Linked DNA regions of Homo sapiens: region 2 is linked to region 1. A link is an interaction called in ENCODE POLR2A ChIA-PET data of the cell type or tissue named here. Cell type or tissue: PC-9. All regions are shown on one strand. Each heading gives the region's core, and the rest is flanking DNA. Links, peaks and the distances in the headings are about the cores only. Region 1 has its middle 7.8 kb from the start of TMED4. Region 2 overlaps OGDH (oxoglutarate dehydrogenase).

Region 1 (9,805 bases), core at 1,012-9,011:
GTCTAGCAAACGTTGATGATCATTAGACCATTGGTTCTCAACGAGGGTTGATTCTGCCCTGTCCTACCAAGGGGAAATTTGGCAATGTCTGGAGATATTTTGGATTGTTGCAACTGGGTGGGGGGTGGCGGGTGGTACTGCTGTTATCTAGAAAATGAATGCAAGGAATACTGCTAAACATTGTATAATTCACAGAGCACACCTCCCCCCCACAGCGAAGAATTATCCAGCTCAAAATGTCAGTAGTACCCAGGTTGAGAAACCCTAGTGTAGTTTTATGATGTTCCTTAGGTGTGCAAAGTGGTAATTTCAAATGCTCTCATTTCTCCTGCATTTATAAGATGAGATTCTTCTACAAAGGTGAGCATTCCCTCATCTCTCTGGTTACTTTGAAATACAATCCATTCGGGATAGCCAGGATGTATGCTTGATGCTTTCCCACGCACAGTGGCTCTGCCTATAATCCCAGCACTTTGGGGGGCCAAGACAGGAGGACTGCTTGAGCCCAGGAAATGGCAAGATCTTTACAAAATATGTAAAAATTAGACAGGCATGGTGATGCATGCCTGTAATTCCCGCTACTTAGGAGGCTGAGGCAGGGAAATGGCTGGAGCCCAGGAGGTTGAGGATACAGTGAGCCGTGATGGGACGACAGCACTCTAGCATGGGTGACTGAGTGAGACCTTGTCTCAAATAATAGTAATAATAATAAAGATGGATGGATGGATGCCCCAGCAACCTCTAACTGTGACCACTTTGGGTTCTTTGGGGAGAAGGGGCAGTGCTATCATGAATTGATGGATGTTTAGATATTTGATGTGCTTTAATCCATTACAGTCATTGTCCTTTTTTAAATGTTCAGATTGTCTCATCAAATATTTAGTTGCTGCTGTGTCCTTCTGGCACAATCCTAGTAATCCACAATCCTAGTAGTCTTTAGGTCAAGCTTGTCCAACCTGTGGCCCATGCAGCCCAACACAAATTCATAAACTTTCTAAAAACATTATGAGATTTTTTTTTTTTTAGCTCATCAGCTATTGTTAGTGTATTTTATGTGTGGCCCAAGACAATTCTTCTTCTTCCAGTGTGGCCCAGGAAAGCCAAAAGATTGGACACCCTGGACTTCCTTGCTTTCCGTTTTATACATTTACTGCCCAGAAACAAAACCAACCATTTCTCCAAGGAACCCTAATTCACTTTAGTGAGAAATGGTATTTGTATTGGCAAACTTATTTTCTTTCTTTTTTTTTTTTTTTTTAAGGAGGATCCTGAAATTTGTCTTAACTGAGAGATAATATTAAAGAGATTGTATTCTCCACTGCAGAAAATTTAACTTAGGAGGTGAGGCACTGTGGCTCATGCCTGTAATCCCAGCATTTGGGAGGCCGAGGCAGGAAGATCGCTTGAGTCCAGAAGTTCAAGACCAGTCTGGGCTACATGGTGACACCCTGTCTCTACCAAAAAAAAAATTAGCTGGGCATGGTGGCATGGGCCTGTAGTCCCAACTACTCGGGAGGCTGAGGTGGGAGGATTGCTTGACCCCCAGGAGGTTGAGGCTGCAGTGAGCTGTGATGGTGCTGCTGCACTCCAGCCTGGGCAACAGAGTGAGACCCCATCTCCAAAAAAGAAAGAAAATTTAACTTAGGGAGTCTAATTCCCCAGATGAGAGATTTTTCTGCTCAGAAGCCATGAAGCAATTTCTGCCGATGTTTGTCTAGGCTCTTTGTCTAGACCAGCCACCCCGTCCTTCATTTGTTCAACCAGTATGTGCTGTGCAGCCATTTGTGCCAGCCACTGTTCTAATGGGAAAACACAGGTGACCAAAACAAAAATCCTTGTCTAGGCCAGGCGCAGTGGCTCACGCATGTAATCCCAGCACTTTGGGTGGATCATCTGAACTCAGAAGTTCAAGACTAGCCTGGACAACATGGCAAAACCCCGTCTCTACCAAAAATACAAAAAATTAGCCAGGCATGTGGCAAGCACCTGTAGTCCCAGCTTCTCTGGAGGCTGAGGTGGGAGGATCACTTCAGCCTGGGAGGCAGAGGTTGCAGTGAACCGAGATTGTGCCACTGCACTCTAGGCCTGGGTGAGAGTGAGGCTCTGTCTCAAAAAACAAGAACAACAGCAACAAAAATCCTTGTCTCCATGGCTTTATCTTGATTGTCGTCTGCCAAACAAGATAAATAAAGAAATATAGAGCATGTCAGATGGAGATAAGTATCAAGAATAAAAATAAGGCAGGGAAGAAGAAAGTATAGTGGACTTAGGCCAGGCGCAGTGGCTCACGCCTGTAATCCCGACACTTTGGGAGGCTGAGGCAGGGGGATCACGAGGTCAGGAGATCAAGACCATCCTAGCTAACATGGTGAAACCCCGTCTCTACTAAAAAAATACAAAAAAATTAGCTGGGCGTGGTGGCGGGTGTCTGTAGTCCCAGCTACTCGGGAGGCTGAGGCAGGAGAATGGCGTGAACCTGGGAGGTGGGCTTGCAGGAAGCCAAGATCGCGCCACTGCGCTCCAGCCTGGGCGACACAGCGAGACTCCATCTTAAAAAAAAAAAAAAAAAAGAGAGTATAGTGGACATAATGGGGGACCAGAAGACATGTCCATGTTTGAATCACTGGAACCTGTGAATGTGACCTTATGTGGAAAAAGAGTCTTTGCAGATGTAATTCAGGATTTTGAGACTTGATAATCCTGGATTAACCAGGTGGACCCTAAATCCAATGACAGGTGTCCTTATAAGAGATAAGAAATACCTCACCTAATAATAACTACTATTAGAACAACAAAAACAGAAAATAAATTGTAGAAGAGTGTTAAATAATTAAAAGTAGAACAATCATATACCCCAGCAGTCCCACCTGTAAGTATTTATCCAAAGGAAGTAAAGTCAGGATCTGGAAAAGATACCTACACGCCCATTTTCATAGCAGCATTATTCACAGTAGCCAAGAGGTGGAAGCAATGTAAATATACATTGTACCTACCGCAAAATGTGGTATATACATACAATGCAGTATTATCAAGCCATAAAAAGGGATGAAATTCTGATTCATGCTACAACATGGATGAAACTTAACATTATGCTAAGTAGTATAAGTCAATCACAGAAAGACAATTGCCATATGATTCCATTTAGATAAAGTGTCTAAAGTAGTCAAAATCATAGAAGCAAAAAGTAGAATGGTTACCTGCGGGGGGAGCTGTTGTCTAATGGGTACAGAGTTTCAGATTAGCAAAATGAAAAAGTTCTGGACATCTGTTTCATAACAATGTGAATATATTTAACATACTGAACTGCACACCTAAAAATGGTTAACATGGCCAGGCGTGGTGGCTCACGCCTATAATCCCAGCACTTTGGGAGGCCAAGGCAGGAGGATTGCTTGAGCTGAGGAGTTTGAGACCAGCCTAGGCAACATAGAGAAACCCTGTCTCTACAAAAAATGTAAAAATTAGCCAAGTGTGGTGGCACATGCCAGTGGTCCCCAGTTACTTGGGAGAGTCAGATGGGAGGATGTCACGAGCCCAGGAGGTTGAGGCTGCAGTGAGCTGTGATTGTAACACTGCATTCCAGCCTGGGCAACAGAGTCTCAAAAAAAAGGTTAAGATGGTAAATTTTATGTTAAGTGTTTTTTTCTCTAAATACAAAAAAAAAATGTAAAAAAAAAAAAAAGAAAAGGAGGCACTATGATCACAGAGGCAGACACTGGAATAATAATGCTGCCATAAGCCAAGGCATGCCTGGAGCCACCAGAAACTGGAAGGGACAGGAAAAAAAGTCTCCCCGAGAGCCTAGGAAGTGCAGCCCTGCCCACTCCTCACTTCGGACTTCTGCCGTCCGTGACTGAGAGAGAGAATACATGTCTTTTTTTTTTTTTTTTTTTTTTTTTTTGAGATGGGAGTTTCACTCTTGTCGCCCAGGCTGGAGTACAATGGCGTGATCTCGGCTCACTGTAACCTCCGCCTCCTGGGTTCAAACAATTCTCCTGCCTCAGCCTCCCAAGTAGCTAGGATTACAGGCACCTGCCACAACGCCCAGCTAATTTTTGTATTTTTAGTAGAGACGGCGTTTCACCATATCAGCCAGGCTGGTCTCGAACTCCTAACCTCATGATCCGCCCACCTCAGCCTCCCAAAGTGCTGGGATTACAGGCATGAGCCACCGCACCTGGCCTTGTTGTTTTAATCTATCATGTTTCTGGTAATTTGTTATGGCAGCCACAGGAAACTAAAATGTAAGGAGTGTTTAGTTGGAGGTGTGGGTGGGTACAATTTTAGACAGAGTGGCAGTAAGGCTCCCCAAGAAGGTGCCAGATGAAAGGCCCCTCAGGAGGGGCAGTCGTGTGTATGCCTGGGAAAAGAGTGAAGGCTGGAGGCTAATGCATGTCTGGTGAATTAGGAGGGCAAGGAAGCCAGCGGGGCAGGAGGACAGCATGTGAGAACGTCAGAGGAAAAGAGTCACAGATGGGCTGGCCTTTTAGAACATCTGAAGGACTTTGGCTCTTACCCTGAGCAAGAATTCTTTAGGGGGTTTTGAGTGAGGAATGACAATCTGAAGTAGGTTTCAGAATTATCCTGTCCAGGCAAGAGACAATCATCCTAACGTAAGGATTATCAGTGGGTACAGAGAATTTTTGCAAATAGCATTAAATCTTTTTGTTTGGTTGGTTTTTGTTGTTTTGTTTTGTTTTGTTTTGTTTTTTGAGACAGAGTCTCGCTCTGTTGCCCAGGCTGAAGTGCAGTGGCACGATCTCGGTTCAGTGAAACCTCTGCCTCCAAGGTTCAAGCAATTCTCCTGCTTCAGCCTCCAGAGTAGGCGTGCACCACCATGCCCCATTAAATTTTGTATTTTTAGTAGAGACGGTGTTTCAACATGTTGGCCAGGTTGGTCTCAAACTCCTGACCTCAAGTGATCTGTCCGCCTTGCCCTCCCAAACTGCTGGGATTACAGGTGTGAGCCACCGCACCAGCCCGGTTTGGGTTTTTTTTTTGAGGCGGAGTCTCACTCAGTTGCCCAGGCTGCAATGCAGTAGTGTGATCTTCACTCACTGCAGACTCGGCCTCTCAAGCAATCCTCCCACCTTAGCCTCCCCAGTAGCTAGGGCTACAGGCACGTGCCACCATGCCCAGCTAATTTTTGTATTTTTTTTGTAAAGATGCAATTTCACTATGTTGCCCAGACTGGTCTCAAACTCCTGGGCTCAAGTGATCCACCCACCTTGGCCTCCCAAAGTGCTGGGATTACAGGCGCGAGCACCTGTCCTTAATAGCATTTAACCTGATCTAAGCAGGTCTTTTATCCCATCTTGCAGTTTACAGGAAATTTAGGAGACAGAGGGCAAAGTTAGAGGAAACAATAAGGCACATCCAGAGTATGGGAAAGTTTGCCTCAGCCCTTCAAAAACTAAAGTCAAGAAGAGAGAGAAGATAAAGAAAGTGGGGGAAATGTACTAGTTTAAAAGAGACCAAGGCTGGGCGCAGTGGCTCACACCTATAATTCCAGCACTTTGGGAGGCCCAGGTGGGTGGATCGCTTGAGCCCAGAAGTTCAAGACCAACCTGGGCAACATGGCTAAATCCCACCTCTACAAAAAATACAAAAGTTAAGCCAGGAGTGGTGTTGTGTGACTATAGTCCCAGCTACTCAAGAAGCTGAGGTGGGAGGATTGCTTGAGTCCAAGAGGTGGAGGTTGCAGTGAACCCAAATCGCGCCATTGCACCCAGCCAGGGTGACAGAGTGAGACCCTATCTCAAAAAAATAAATAAAAAGATGCATAATACCAAAAAAGACGTGAACCTTGATTGGGCTTTGGTGTGTTACTGTCTGCAAAGACCACTGCTGACAATTCCTCCAATCCCTATAAACACATACTGTTCCTCCCATTGAGGGGTGGAGTCTATTTTCCCTCAACTTGAATTTGAACTGGCCCTGTGGTTTGTTCTGACCAATTCAATGCAGTGGAAGAGAAGCTATATGACTTCTGGGGCTTAGGCCATAAGAGACCTTGCAGCTTCCATTTTCATTCCCTTGGAACCCAGCTGACAGGAGGTCCAGCCCACCCAATTGGACCAGTCATTGGAATGAAGCCATCTTGGATCCTGCAGTCCCAGTGGAGCTGCCCCAGCCAATACCAAATGGAACGCTGATGAGCTATCCCTACTGAAACCACACAATGCAGTTATGCAACTGGAAAAAGTCAGGAAGCTCTCTATGAACTGAAAAGCTTTATACGAATAGAAAGATTTCCAGGATATACTGTTCAATTTGTTTTCCTTTCTTTTTTTTTTTTTTTTTTTTGAGACGGAGTCTTGCTCTGTCACCCAGGCTGGAGTGCAGTGGCGCAATCTCGGCTCACTGCAAGCTCCGCCTCCCAGGTTTGCACCATTCTCCTGCCTCAAACTCCCGAGTAGCTGGGACTACAGGCACCTGCCACCGCGACCGGCTAGTTTTTTGTATTTTTAGTAGAGACGGGGTTTCACCGTGTTAGCCAGGATGGTCTCGACTCCTGACCTTGTGATCCGCCCGCCTCGGCCTCCCAAAGTGCTGGGATTACAGGTGTGAGCCACCGCGCCCAGCCTTTTTTTTTTTTTTTTTTTTTTTTTGAGACAGAGTCTCACTCTGCAGCCCAGGCCCGAGTACAGTGGCGCCATCTCAGCTCACTGCAACTTCTGCCTCCTGGGTTCAACTGATTCTCATGCCTCAACCTCCCAAGTAGCTGGGATTACAGGTGTGCACCATCACACCTGGCTAATTTTTGTATTTTTAGTAGACATGGGGTTTTACCATGTTGGCCAGGCTGGTCTCGAACTCCCAACCTCAGGTGATCACCCACCTTGGCCTCCCAAAGTGCTGGGATTACAAGTGTGAGCCACTGCACCTGGCCATCAATTTGAAAAGCAGATGCGGAAGAGAATACATAGTAAACTCTCTTTGGTATTTGTACCTTCATGAAAAAACACTGGAAGAATATTTAAGAAACTAATGTAAGTGGTTATAGGTAACCTAAGATTTAGCTCATATACACCAGTAGGGTTATACTGGTTAAAATATAGAAATATTCTTGTCCTGGTCGGTAAATGGCCACTACCAAACCCCTGAATTCCCTCCACCTCTGCTCTCACCCCAGGATAAATGACTGCCCCATGATCCAACAAGAGTTAACCCCAGCAGGGAAGGGGTCTGGCAAGCCAACAAAGAATGAGGTGGATGGTCATGGGGTAGGAGACTTTACAAACAAAACTTTTAAATATACTTTTTATTTCTGAGCCATATGAATATGTCACTTGGTAAAAAGGAATTTGAGGCGAGGTATAGTGACCTATGCCTATAACCCCAGCACTTTGGGAGGCTGAGGCAGGAGAATGCTTGAAGCCAGGAGTTTGAGGCTGTAATGAGCTATGATCATGCCACTGCACTCCAACCTGGATGACAAAGTGAGACCCTGTCTCTAAAAAAATAAATAAATAAAAAATTAAAAATCAAAGTCAAAAGGAGTTTGAGAGTAAAAAACAGAAAATAATGTGTTATTTATTTAATAAAATAAAAATTAAAAATTAAATGCTAGAGACCAGGCGCAGTGCCTCATGCCTGTGATCCCAGCACTTTGGGAGGCCGAGGAAGGTGGATCACCTGAGCTCAAGAGTTTGAGACCAGCCTGGGCAACATGGTGAAACCCTGTCTCTACCAAAAATACAAAACTTACCTGTGTATGGTAGCACATGCCTGTGGTCCCAGCTACTCAGGAGGCTGAAATGGGAGGATGGTTTGAGCCTGGGAGGCAGAGGCTGCAGTTAGCCGAGATCACACCGCTGTACTCCAGACTGGGTGACAGAATGAGACCCTGTCTCAAAAATTAAGAAAGAGGCTGGGCGCGGTATCTCACACCTGTAATCCCAGCACTTTGGGAGGCCCAGGTGGGCAGATCACCTGAGGTGAGGAGTTCAAGACCAGCCTGCCCAACATGGCGAAACCTCATCTCTACTAAAAATTCAAAAAATTAGCCAGGTGTGGTGGCAGGAGCCTGTAATCCAAGCTACTCAGGAGACTGAGGCAGGAGAATTGCTTGAACCCAGGAGGTGCAGGTTGCAGTGAGCAGAGATCATGCCACTGCACTCCAGCCTGGGCGACAAGAGCGAAACTCCGTCAAAAAACAAAAAACAAAAAAAAAAGAAAGAGAGAGAAAAGAAAGAAAGAGAGAAAGAAAGAAGGAAAGAAGTGCTATTGCCACTCTGAGTGAAACTTGGTCAAAAAACAAAAAAAGAAAGAAAGAAAGAGAGAGAGAGAAGAAAGAGAGAGAAAGAAAGAAGGAAAGAAGTGCTACTGCCACTCTCTATCACAGTACCATTTTATCTATGGATTTCAAACCATCAATTACTACCTTGTTTGTACATCCTGAAAATGTCACCTCTGTAATAACATAGATCCCGCCTGTCTGTTGTGTTCACCTCTGTATCCCCAGCACCTAGAAGCAAACCAGTATAAATATTTGTTGAATGAGGCTGGTTGTGGTGGCTCATGCCTGTAATCCTAGCAGTTTGGGAGGCTGGAGCGGTGGATTGCCTGAGCTCAGGAGTTTGAGACCAGCCTGGGCAACGTGGCGAAACCCCATCTCTACTAAAAATACAAAAAATTAGCTGGGCATGGTGGCGGGCGCCTGTAATCCCAGCTACTTGGGAGGCTGAGGTGCAAGAATCGCTTGAACCTAGGAGGTGGAGGTTGCAGTGAGCCAAGATCGTGCCACTTCACTCCAGCCTGGGCAACAGAGTGAAACTCTGTCTCTAAAAGCAAACAAATAAACAAACAAATATTTGTTGAATGAATATGGAATGTATACTTTAATGAAAAATCATACTGAGCAAAAGTTATGGGATGTAGTTAAAGGCAGTGTTCAAAGGGAAATATATAGTTGTAAATGTCTACATTTAAAGAAGATCATGTGTAAAATTTGTGATAGTGGAAATGAAGAAAGATATCAAATCAATAACCAAATTTATACCTTGATGAACTTGAAAAAGAGCCAACTAAACCCCAAACTAGCAAAAGGAAGGACACAATAAAGATTAAAGTAGGGATAAATAAAATAGAGGATAGAAAAACAATAGAGTCAATGATAGCAAAAGTTGGTTCTTTGAAAAGATCAACAAAATGAACAAACCTTTCCCTACACTAACACAGAAAAAAGAAGACACAAATAATTAAAATCAGAAATGAAAGTGGAGGCATTACCGACCATATAGAAATAAAAAAGATAAGAGAATATTATACAAAATTACATACCGTGGGGTGTGGTGGCTCACGCCTATAATCCCAGCACTTTGGGAGGCCAAGGTGGGCAGATCACCAGAGGTCAGGTGTCGGAGACCAGCCTGGCCAACATGGTGAAATCACATCTCTACTAAAAATACAAAAACTAGTCAGGCGTGGTGGCGGGCGCCTGTAATCCCAGGTACTTGGGAGGCTGAGGCAGGAGAATCGCTTGAACCTGGGAGGCAGATGTTGCAGTGAGAGGAGATCGTGCCACTGTACTCCAGCCTGGGTGACAGAGCGAGACTCTGTCTCCAAAGTAAAAATAAAAATAAATAAATAAATAAAAATACAAAAATTAGCTGAGTGTGGTGGAACGTACCTGTAATCCCAGCTACTTGGGAGGGTGAGGCAGGAAGATAGCTTGAACCTGGGAAGTAGAGGTGGCAGTGAGCCAAGATTGCGCCATTGCACTCCAGCCTGGGTGCCAGAGTGAGACTCCATCTCAAAATAAATAAATAAATAAAAATAAAAAAATTAGCTGGGTGTGGTG
Region 2 (9,805 bases), core at 1-8,000, 120 kb after region 1:
AAGAAGACCCACCTGACGGAGCTGCAGCGCCTCCTGGACACGGCCTTCGACCTGGACGTCTTCAAGAACTTCTCGTAGATGCTGCCTAGGGTTGCTTGGGCCACTGCCCTCTCCACACCCATGACTGCCCCTTGCTTCTCAACTAAAGAATAGTGCCTCAGCGCTGCCCACACCACCGCCCTCCTCGCTGTGCCACCACCCCTCCCTCTGCTCTCATAGGAGTTAGGCTGTCGTCCCCCTCCAGTGCTTGGCTGCCCCACAGGCCACACGCTGCCCAGGCTCTGCTGACTTCTGAGCAGTTTTCCAGGAGGCCGGGGGGAGCAGGAGGAGGAAAGGTAGCCCCCGAGGGATGTCCTTGGGGAGGGGTCAGCTCTGGCCACAATCCTCCCCACCAGTCTCACCCACTAGGATAGGAACTGGGCCTTGTGTGCTGGCTTCCGCTGTCACCCAGCAAGGCACAGGCTCCTGTATTTGAGACTAGGATAGCTTCATCTTGAGCCTGAGCCTTAGAATCTGTAGAGGAGCCTGGAGTCGGATCTAGCCATGGCTGGCAGAGGTTTCTAGGGTGGGCCCCAGCCGTGGCGTGAACTGAGGATGACCCGGGGCAGCTGGCAGGAGAGAGCCTTGGCCTGACCTGGCACAGAAAGGGCAGCTTCAGTCTCTGCAGTGTCCATTATCTGCTGTTCCTTCGAGGGTTCCAGGCTGTGTGTGGGGCCCAAGCATGCCCCACCCACCCCTCCTGGGCCCAGGCAGCACCTGGAGCCCACAGAGTCTGTGTGTAGCCAGGAAGCCCCGCTCAGGTAGCCACCACCGGGGCACTGGCTGCTCTGTCTTGGTCCTGTTAACCCTCCACCTCCTCTCTTGGACTCCCTCCCCACCCCAACCACTCTTTCTTTCTCCTTTAACCCAATGGAGACTTTCTGATGCATCGTTTTCTTTGCTGTGCCAAAGCAGGTCAGAAGAGGGAGAGGAGGGGCTGGGGGTGAGGGGCCAGGCCATGGCCAAGGGGCCAGCTGCCCCTCATTTATCACTCTGACCTTCACAGGGACAGATCTGATTTATTTATTTTGGTTAAAAAAAAAAAAAAGGAACAGAAACAACTTTGCATTGCATTGGCTTGACCCATAAACTAAGTTATATCCGTGGGCATGTCTGCTGTGTCTTTCTGTCTGTTCTGCCTTCTCCCCTGAGGGGATGGGGATGGGCCAGTCCCCTCCTAACCCACCTGGGAAGCAGCCCCCTCCTCATTGGACAGGGGGAGTGATGACCACCACCTGCAGGCCCTCGCCGGCAAAGCCGTCATTGTGAATGCGGCAGAGGCGGCCTGGGCTGCCGGGCTGTTTGGGTGCAGTCCTGTTTCTGAGCTTTCCCTGCTCTGGGTCCTTCCCCTGGCTCCACCTTGAAAAAGTACTCTGCACTCTGTGCCTCTCCGTTTGAGCCAGCGTGCCTGCGGGTTCACCCTAACCACACGTTTGTTAATTAGTGCTCCCCAGAGCCCAAGCAACGATTCCAACCTGGAGATGGGGCCTCTCACCAGCACACACCTGGGTCCCCTCTGGCCAAGAGCTTCATCCCATAACAAGCCAGGTATTGGCTTCCTGAGCACTCAACCAATCTCACCCCTGAGGAAGAGCTTAAGTGGGGTCAAGCCTCTGACCCACCACCCTGTTCTCTAGGGAGCACCTGCCTGGGTCCCCGGATTTGTCCTGTTGTCGCTTTGCAGCATGGCCCAAGGTTCTTCTGATGGAAGCATGACCACCAGCCAGTGCCAAGTGGAGTGGGTCCTGGGGTGGGCGTGAAGAGCTGCTGCCATCACCCCCAGAGCTGTAGACAGGCGCTCCTGCACACGTCTGCTGGTGACCAGTGCCACCTCCCTGTGCCTCACCACTTACCCAAAATCCTGGCCGGGCTGGGTGGCTCACACCTATAATCTCAGTACTATAGGAGGCCAAGGCAGGAGGATCGCTTCAGGCCAGGAGTTCAAGACCAGCCTGGGCAACATAGACCCTATCTCTGCAAAAAAATTTAAACATCAGCAGGGTGTGATGGCGCATACCTGTAGTCCCAGCTACTCAGGAGGCTGAGGTGGGAGGATCACTCAAGCCTGGGAGGTCAGGGCTGCAGGGAGCTGTGGTTGCACTCCCAGCTGGGTGACAAAGCAAGACCGTGTCTCAACAACAAAAAAAAGATTTTGGAAAAATGGCCTCGGTGTGCTGCAGCAAGGTAAGCTGGGACTCGCCTCGATGCTTCCCAGCTGGCCAGGGAAGCGGAACATCCGGGTGAGCAGAGCCCAAACTGGTTCTGAGGATCTAGGAACACTTCCCAGGGAGTGGGGCTTGAGTTGGTTCCTGAAGCGGCTCAGCACGGTGACCCCTAGGTTGTCCTGGTGGTAGTTGTGACCACAGGAACAGGCAAAGCTCCTCTGGAAATTCTAAGTATGTGCAGGTCTTTGTAAGTTCTCACTGCAGGTCTGTGGCCCTCAGCACCCTGCAAGGAGAACAGGGCTTTGTAAGGGCTCTGGAAAGATCAGGAACAGTCAGAACATGCTGGACCAGGTGTTCACACATGACGTCTTGCAGATGGTTCCCTGGTTTTGTTCTGTTTCAGTTTTTAATTGTCCCATTTTCTAAAATTGGAAAACAATTGTTGGAAGAAGCTCCATGCAGTCTAGGCAGCATCTTGTGTGTTTAGATGAGACTTAGTGGGTCAGGACCGTGTGTGTGTGTGTGTGTGTGTGTGTGTGTGTGTGTGTGTGTGTGTCGAACAGCAGAGTGACATCAGGTGACAGCCTTGGGTTAGCATCACAGATGCAGCAGGCATGGTGTGGTGTGGGTGAGCTGAAGGGAAATGCAAACCGTTTTTAGGACAAAGAGGCCTTGTTCTGGTCACTGGCGAGCAGCTTGGCCCTGACTCACCCCTGAAGCTCCTGAATTGTCGCCGTTGGGGCAGGGCAGACAGGGACATAACCTACCCAACATCACTGCCAACATCCTTGCGCTTTTCTGGATATAAAAAAGGTACTTCTGGATCCGAAATATCTAAGCTAGATGTGAGAGCGTCAGCTTGCTCCACTGGGGAGGGAACTTCAGAGCCAGCCCCCCTCACCCAAGTACTACTGCTGGTGATGGCTGGGGTGGGTGAGGGTGAAAGAGGGGCATCACCAGCCCCATGAACTCAGTGTGGTCTGAGAGTGCCTTCTGGAGGGGGTGGGGGATGGGGGATGGGGAATGATAGGCTGAGGCTTCACTCCATCCGCATGTTTGTGCAAAGGTGTCCACGCTTGAGAAGGGAGAAGAGGCTGCCAGCCCCACTGGAGTGACTAGGAACCCTACACCCGGATTCCCTCCCTTTCCTCCAGCAGAAACAGAATTGGAATCAATGTCCAGTGATACTTCAGGCCTAACTTTGGTAGGGTAGTGAGCTCCCTGTCGGGATAGTATTCGACTGGGATTTCACTGTACAGAGATGGTAGAAATGTCCCTGTGTAGGATTCCGTGATCTTGTGACCAGCAGGTCTCTGCTCAGGGACCCCTGCTCTGCCCACTCCAGTGTATGCTAGCACACCTGGCTCTCTCAGTCCCCAAAATAAATCATCAAAGACTTCCCTGAATGACGGCCAGAGCAGGGGGTTTTCTCCAGGATACCCAAAGGGGCCACGTTACCCACCTCCTAAGTCCTCATTCCCCCACCCAGCCTCACCCATCTTCCCAGACCTCTCCTCCCTAGAGCTTCACCGGCCCCCAACCTGGCTCATGGGCTCAGGGCCCCAGATTGCCATGGGAACTTCTGTTAACTCCAAAGTGCCCAAGTCCACCCAGGCCCCTGGCCAGAGTCTCCCTCTCCAGTGCTGTATCCACTGGTGTGTCGGTTGGGTTTGTCAGCCTTGAGACCTGCCAAGACCCTGTCTCCTTTCCAGCTCTCCCCAGCGCAGAACTGGGTTCTGGTCTGCCTCTGAAACTCTTGACCTGGGCACCCTGAGTCCCTTCCCTTCCCAGACCTCTACCCTGTGTAGGGAACCAGCCCTAGTGGGAAAAGTCACTACTGAACAGGCCCCGAGGATAGGGGCTGTTCCCTCTGTGCCAGGTCTTCTCTCTCATTTCCTCTGCTCACTCTGGTCCTGAAGGTCAGGCTTAACAGAGTTTAGCACCTAGGTTCAATGAAGGGTCTGGGCTGTGGATCAAGGAACAGTTTTGCTTAGTTCTGGAGTTAGCAAAGCCGCATTGCCTCATTTGTCACAGCCAGAGGCCAGGAAAGGAAGGTAAACAGATTAGTGACCAGGTTGGTATGTCCAGAGGCTGTAGTGGTCTGTGGGAGCAGATGTTACCGGCACCCAGAGGTGTTGGAGGGAAATGGGTGGAGCTTAGAGATCCAGGTGAGATAAAAACTTGGGCGGAAGGCAGATAGATGTCAGGAAGGCTTGCCTGGCCAACCGCAACGTGGAACTGGGAGACAGTAGGTCAGAGGGGTGTGTAGGGGGTGGGGGAGGCTGAATTTGAAATCTTTGTGACCTCCAGGTGGAAATGTCAGGGAGGCCATTGGCTTTATGGATCAGAGCAGGGAAACGCACTGGGTCCTATGCATCATCTGTGGGTGGGGGTCCTGGCCCCTGGGGCACTGGATAAGACAGTGGGAAGAAAGGAGGTGGGGAGCAGGCCCCCGACAGCTAACCATGTGCCTCTGCAGAGCAGGGGGTGAGTCTAGATGTCCAAGGGGAGTCTCCTTTTCTTCTCCACCCAGCCCCAGATCTTGTCCCTCCCTAGGTTTTTTGTTTGGTTGGTTGGTTGGTTGATTTTTGGAGATGGAGTCTGGCTCTGTCACCTAGGCTGGAGTGCAGTGGTGCGATCTCTGCTCACTGCAAACTCTGCCTCCTGGGTTCACGCCATTCTCCTGCCTCAGCCTCCCGAGTAGCTGGGACTACAGGCGCCCGCCACCACGCCCGGCTAATTTTTTTGTATTTTTAGTAGAAACGGGGTTTCACCATATTAGCCAGGATGGTCTCGATCTCCTGACCTCGTGATCCACCCATCTTGGCCCCCCAAAGTGCTGGGATTACAGGCATGAGCCACCACACCCGGTGTCCCTCCCTAGGTGTTTTTAATCAGCCATGCCAGTAACCTGGCAGTGCCACTGGGCATTCTGTACCCCTTATTCCCTTCCCCTGCTGGGGCTGTGCCAGGAGCCACCTGCTCGTCTCTTCAGGGCTGTAGGACTGCCGTGTTACTGCAAAATGATCTTCAAACTCAGATTGGATCCTGTCTGTCCCCTGTAGGAAACCACTAGCTCACCTTCCCCAGCAGTCTGGTTGCTTAGGGGGCTGTCCTCCCTCCCCACTGGTGCTCCAGGCTGCACAAAGAGGACCTGGAGAGGAACTAGGTGGCCCCCCTTCATCTCCTCGCTCCCTCTCCCTGGAATCCCTTTCCCTGCCTTGTCTGCGGAGCCCACTCCCTCCCAGCCCACCCTGTCACTCAGGAGCTGTGTGTGTGTCACCATCCTGCCACTGGTTTGTTTGCTGTCCCCCACATTGGCTGCAGTGCCTGGCACATGGCAGGGACTCCCTTGGGCTTCCAGGATGAAGGGATACTTGCTTGTCTATTACATTTTCCCTCTATTGGAGAGGTGGTAACTAAAGACTGAGCAGAAAGGCTGGTAATAGGAAAATGGAACAGGACTTTGGCCATCATTTTGGGAAGCTACCATAGCTCTTTCCTTCCAAGACTCAATACCAGAGCCCCTTATGCCACGGTGGGCCAGGTCCTGCCTAGATTTCCAAAGTTGGGATGGGACCCCCTACCCCCTCCCCACCCTTCATCCAGGGCTTATTTACTGAGTGGCTGGCACTTGCTCTTTGGGGTTCAAGGCACCACAAACGTTGTGTTCATTCTGTGTTGTAAGAACCTTCTAACTCCCGCCCAATGCTGGCCATTTCTACTTCCCCGAAGGGGCCTCCTGAAACTGTCATTGCAGAATTGTAACTGAGACAGTGACAGAGTTCTGACCTGGCCAACTCCATCCTGTTTCTGACCTCCAAGCTGTCTTTGTCCATTCCCGGGCATAGGCTGAACTAATTTTAGGAGGAACTTAGTTTATAGTTTGTAGTTTGACACAAATATAACTGCCTTTTCCCAAAACAAACCCCCTTCTTGCCTGGGACGAGACTGCCTTTATAGGACTAACAAATTAGTCAAACATGTTAGAAATTTTGGTTTAGGAGTCATATCCCTAGAGGCTACAAGATTCTGATGCTCCCCAAGTAGTCGCTCCTGGTGATAACATCACTATTGTAAAACCTAAGATAAGTGCTTGAGATATTCTGCAGACCCTGCACTAGATGGATCAGCTGGCACCACTCAGGTTGATAAACTGGCTCATGTGATCTTGGGGCCCCCACTCGGGAACTGACCTAGCACAAGAGGACAGTTCAGCTCCCTATGATTTAATCTCCAACCCAACCAATCAGCACTCCTGACTCACTGGCTGCCTCCCCCTACCCACCAAACTATCCTTAAAAACTCTGATCCCCAAATGCTCAAATGCTCAGGGACACTGACTTGAGTAATAATAAAATTTCAGGCTGGGTGCAGTGGCTCACGCCTGTAATCCCAGCACTTTGGGAGGCCAAGGCAGGTGGATCACCTGAGGTTAGGAGTTTAAGACCATCCTGGCCAGGGTGGGCTGCAGCCCCTCGGAGGCTCACTGCAACCTCTGCCTCCCAGGTTCAAGCGATTCTCCTGCCTCAGCCTCCCGAGTAGCAGGATTACAGGTGCCCACCAGCACGCCCGGCTAATTTTTGTATTTTTAGTAAAGATGGAGTCTCACTTTGTTGGTCAGGCTGGTCTCAAACTCCTGACCTCAGATTATCCACCTGCCTCAGCCCCCCAAAGTGCTGGGATTACAGGAGTGAGCCATCATGCCGGGCAATTTTTTTTTTAAAATATACATGGGTTTTTGCCATGTTGCCCAGGCTGGTCTCAAACTCCTGGGCTCAAGCAATCCACCCTCAGCCTCCCAAGTTCTGGGATTACAGGCATGAGCCATCACACTCAGGAGTTTGAGAACAGCCTGGCCAACGTGGTGACCAAACTGCGTCTCTACTAAAAATACAAAAAAATTAGCTGGGCATGGTGATGCATACCTGTCACTAGTTGGGTATTATTTGTTTGGGTCTGTTTCTGGGTTTGCTACTCTATGCATTGATCTTTGTCTTTATTCTTCACCAATACCACACTGTCTTTTTAGTTACGTAATGAATTTTTTATTTTTTTGAGACAGGGTCTCACTCCGTCAACCAGGCTGGAGTGCAATGGCGCAATCTCGGCTCACTGCAACCTCCTCCTCCTGGGTTCAAGTGATTTTCCTGCCTCAGCCTCCTGAGTAGCTGGGATTACAAGTGTGCACCACCATGCCCGGCTAATTTTTGTATTCTTGGTAGAGACAGGTTTTCACCATATAGGTCAGGCTGGTCTCGAACTCTTGACCTCAAGTGATCCACCTGCCTGGCTTCCCAAAGTGCTGGGATTGCAAGCATGAGCCACCGCACCCGACTGCCTACATGTTTTTTGTTTTTGTTTGTTTGGTTGGGTTTTTTTTTGAGATGGAGTCTCGCTCTGTCACCCAGGCTGGAGTGCAGTGGCGCGATCTCGGGCTCACTGCAAGCTCCACCTCCTGGGTTCACGCCATTCTCCTGCCTCAGCCTCCCGAGTAGCTGGGACTACAGGCGCCTGCCACCACGCCTGGCTAATTTTTTGTATTTTTTTTTTTTAGTAGAGACAGAGTTTCACCATGGTCTCGATCTCCTGACCTTGTGATCCGCATGCCTCGGCCTCCCAAAGTGCTGGGATTACAAGCGTGAGCCACCGCGCCTGGCCTGTTTATTTGTTCTTCGTTTTTTGTTTTTTAGGTGGAGTTTCACTCTTGTTGCCCAGGCTGGAGTGCAGTGTTGCGATCGCAGCTCACTGCAATCTCTGCTTCCCAGGTTCAAGAAATTCTCCTGCCTCAGCCTCCTGAGTAACTGGGATTACAGGCATGTGGCACCAAGCCCAGCTAATTTTTGTATTTTTAGTAGAGACGGGGTTTCTCCATGTTGGTCAGGCTGGTCTCGAACTCCCGACCTCATGTGATCCGCCCACCTCAGCCTCCCAAAGTGCTGGGATTACAGGCGTGAGCCACCATGCCTGGCCGGTTGGTTGTTTTTTAAGACAGTATCTGGCTTTATCGCCCAGGATGAAGTGCAGTGTTGTGATCATGGCTCATTGCAGCCTTGACCTCCCAGGCCCAAGCAATCCTCCCACCTCAGTCTCCTGAGTAGCTGGGACTACAGGTACATGCCACCATGCCCGGCTACTTTTTGTATTTTCTGTAGAAATGCATTTTCACACTGTTGCCCAGGCTACCTACATGTTAGGTTTTTTTTAAATTAATATTGAAACAGGGTGTCACTCTGTCACCCAGGCTGGAGTGCAGTGATGCAGTTTCAGCTCACAGCACCCTTGACCTCTCAGGTTCAAGTGTTTCTCAGGTTTCAGCCCCCCAAGTAGCTAGAACCACAGGCATGTGCCATCATAACTGGCTATATTTTTTGTTTGTTCTTTTGTAGAGATGGGGTCTTTTACGTTATGCAGACTAGTCTTGAACTCCTAGCCTCAAGCGATCCTCCTGCCTCAGCCTCCCAAAGTGCTTGCCAGGCAAGGTATCAGAGTCCAGCACCAGGAAGTTGTCGACTCACGGGTTAGTAGGAAGAATTTACTGACAACAGTATAGGTTTGAAAAAGGAAAGTTTATTAGAAAGGAAGAACGCTTCTGCCAGGCACGGTGGCTCAAGCCTGTAATCCTAGTACTTTGGGAGGCCAGAGCGGGTGGATCACCAGGTCAGGAGTTCGAGACCAGCCTGGCCAACATGGTGAAACCCTGTCTCTACTAAAAATGCAAAAATTAGCTGGTGTGGTGGCAGGCACCTGTAATTCCAGCTACTCAGGAGGCTAAGGCAGGAGAATTGCTTGAACCCAGTAGGCAAAGTTTGCAATGAGCCAAGATTGCGCCACTGCACTCCAGCCTGGGCAGCAGAGTGAGACTCCGTTTCAAAAAAAAAAAAAAAGTAAAGGAATAAAAGAATGGCTACTCCGTAGAAAGAGCAGCCCTGAGGGCTGCGGTTGCCCATTTTTATGGTTATTTCTTGATTATATGCTAAACAAGGGGTGGATTATTCATAAGCCACCTTTTTAGACCATGTAGGGTAACTTCCTATCGTTGCCATGGCATTTGTAAACTGTCATGGCACAGGTGGGAGTGTAGCAGTGAGGATGACCAGAGGTCACTCTCGTCACTATTTTGGTTTGAGTGGGTTTTGGCCAGCTTCTTTACTGTTTTATCAGCAAGGTCTTTATGACCTGTATCTTGTACCAACTTCCTATCTCATCCTGTGACTTAGAATGCCTAACCATCTGGGAATGCAGCCCAGTAGGTCTCAGCCTCATTTTTTACCCAGCCCCTATTCAAGATGCAGTTGCTCTGGTTCAAATGTCTCTGACATTTCCCTCCCCCTCTTTTAGAGGAGAACGCTTAATCCTAAAGGTTGCAGAGGGATGAAGATCCATCTTCTGTAACTTCTTCAGCCAGAATAGGGGTGATGACATTCCTGCCTAACTATTGGGTCTCTTGCATTTAGGTTAGAGAGGAACCCAGTCAGAAAACATTGATATGGCAAGGGCCATTCATAACTTTTGAGTTCCAACAAAAGGTGATTATCTGGGGCCAGGAGCAGTGGCTCAGACCTGCAATCCCAGCACTTTGGGAGGGTGAGGAGGGCAGA

Evidence for each region. ChIA-PET counts read pairs that join two places held together with the same protein. Peaks named below come from ENCODE experiments on the same cell type or tissue, not always from the same donor. Only the 100,000 strongest peaks of a DNase experiment are listed, where the experiment ranks them.
Region 2: POLR2A ChIA-PET joins it to region 1 with 42 read pairs; 6 of 35 experiments call an interaction of 5 or more read pairs at or near these places.

What each region holds. Positions count from the first base shown.
Region 1 is chr7:44,585,079-44,594,883 of GRCh38, forward strand. No RefSeq gene overlaps it. Among named protein-coding and RNA genes, the nearest start is that of TMED4, 7.8 kb to the left of the region's middle. RefSeq lists an enhancer at 3,311-3,360. In PC-9, for the core only: CTCF peaks have their summits at 3,214 (motif pointing right) and 3,417; a DNase peak (open chromatin) is centred at 3,213.
Region 2 is chr7:44,707,922-44,717,726 of GRCh38, forward strand. OGDH (oxoglutarate dehydrogenase) reads left to right here. Exons shown (of 23, transcript NM_002541.4): 23 at 1-1,145. The coding sequence ends at 78. Among named protein-coding and RNA genes, the nearest start is that of ZMIZ2, 36 kb to the right of the region's middle. In PC-9, for the core only: no CTCF peak of the experiment used is centred there; DNase peaks (open chromatin) are centred at 2,940 and 4,290; H3K27ac peaks cover 1,607 bases.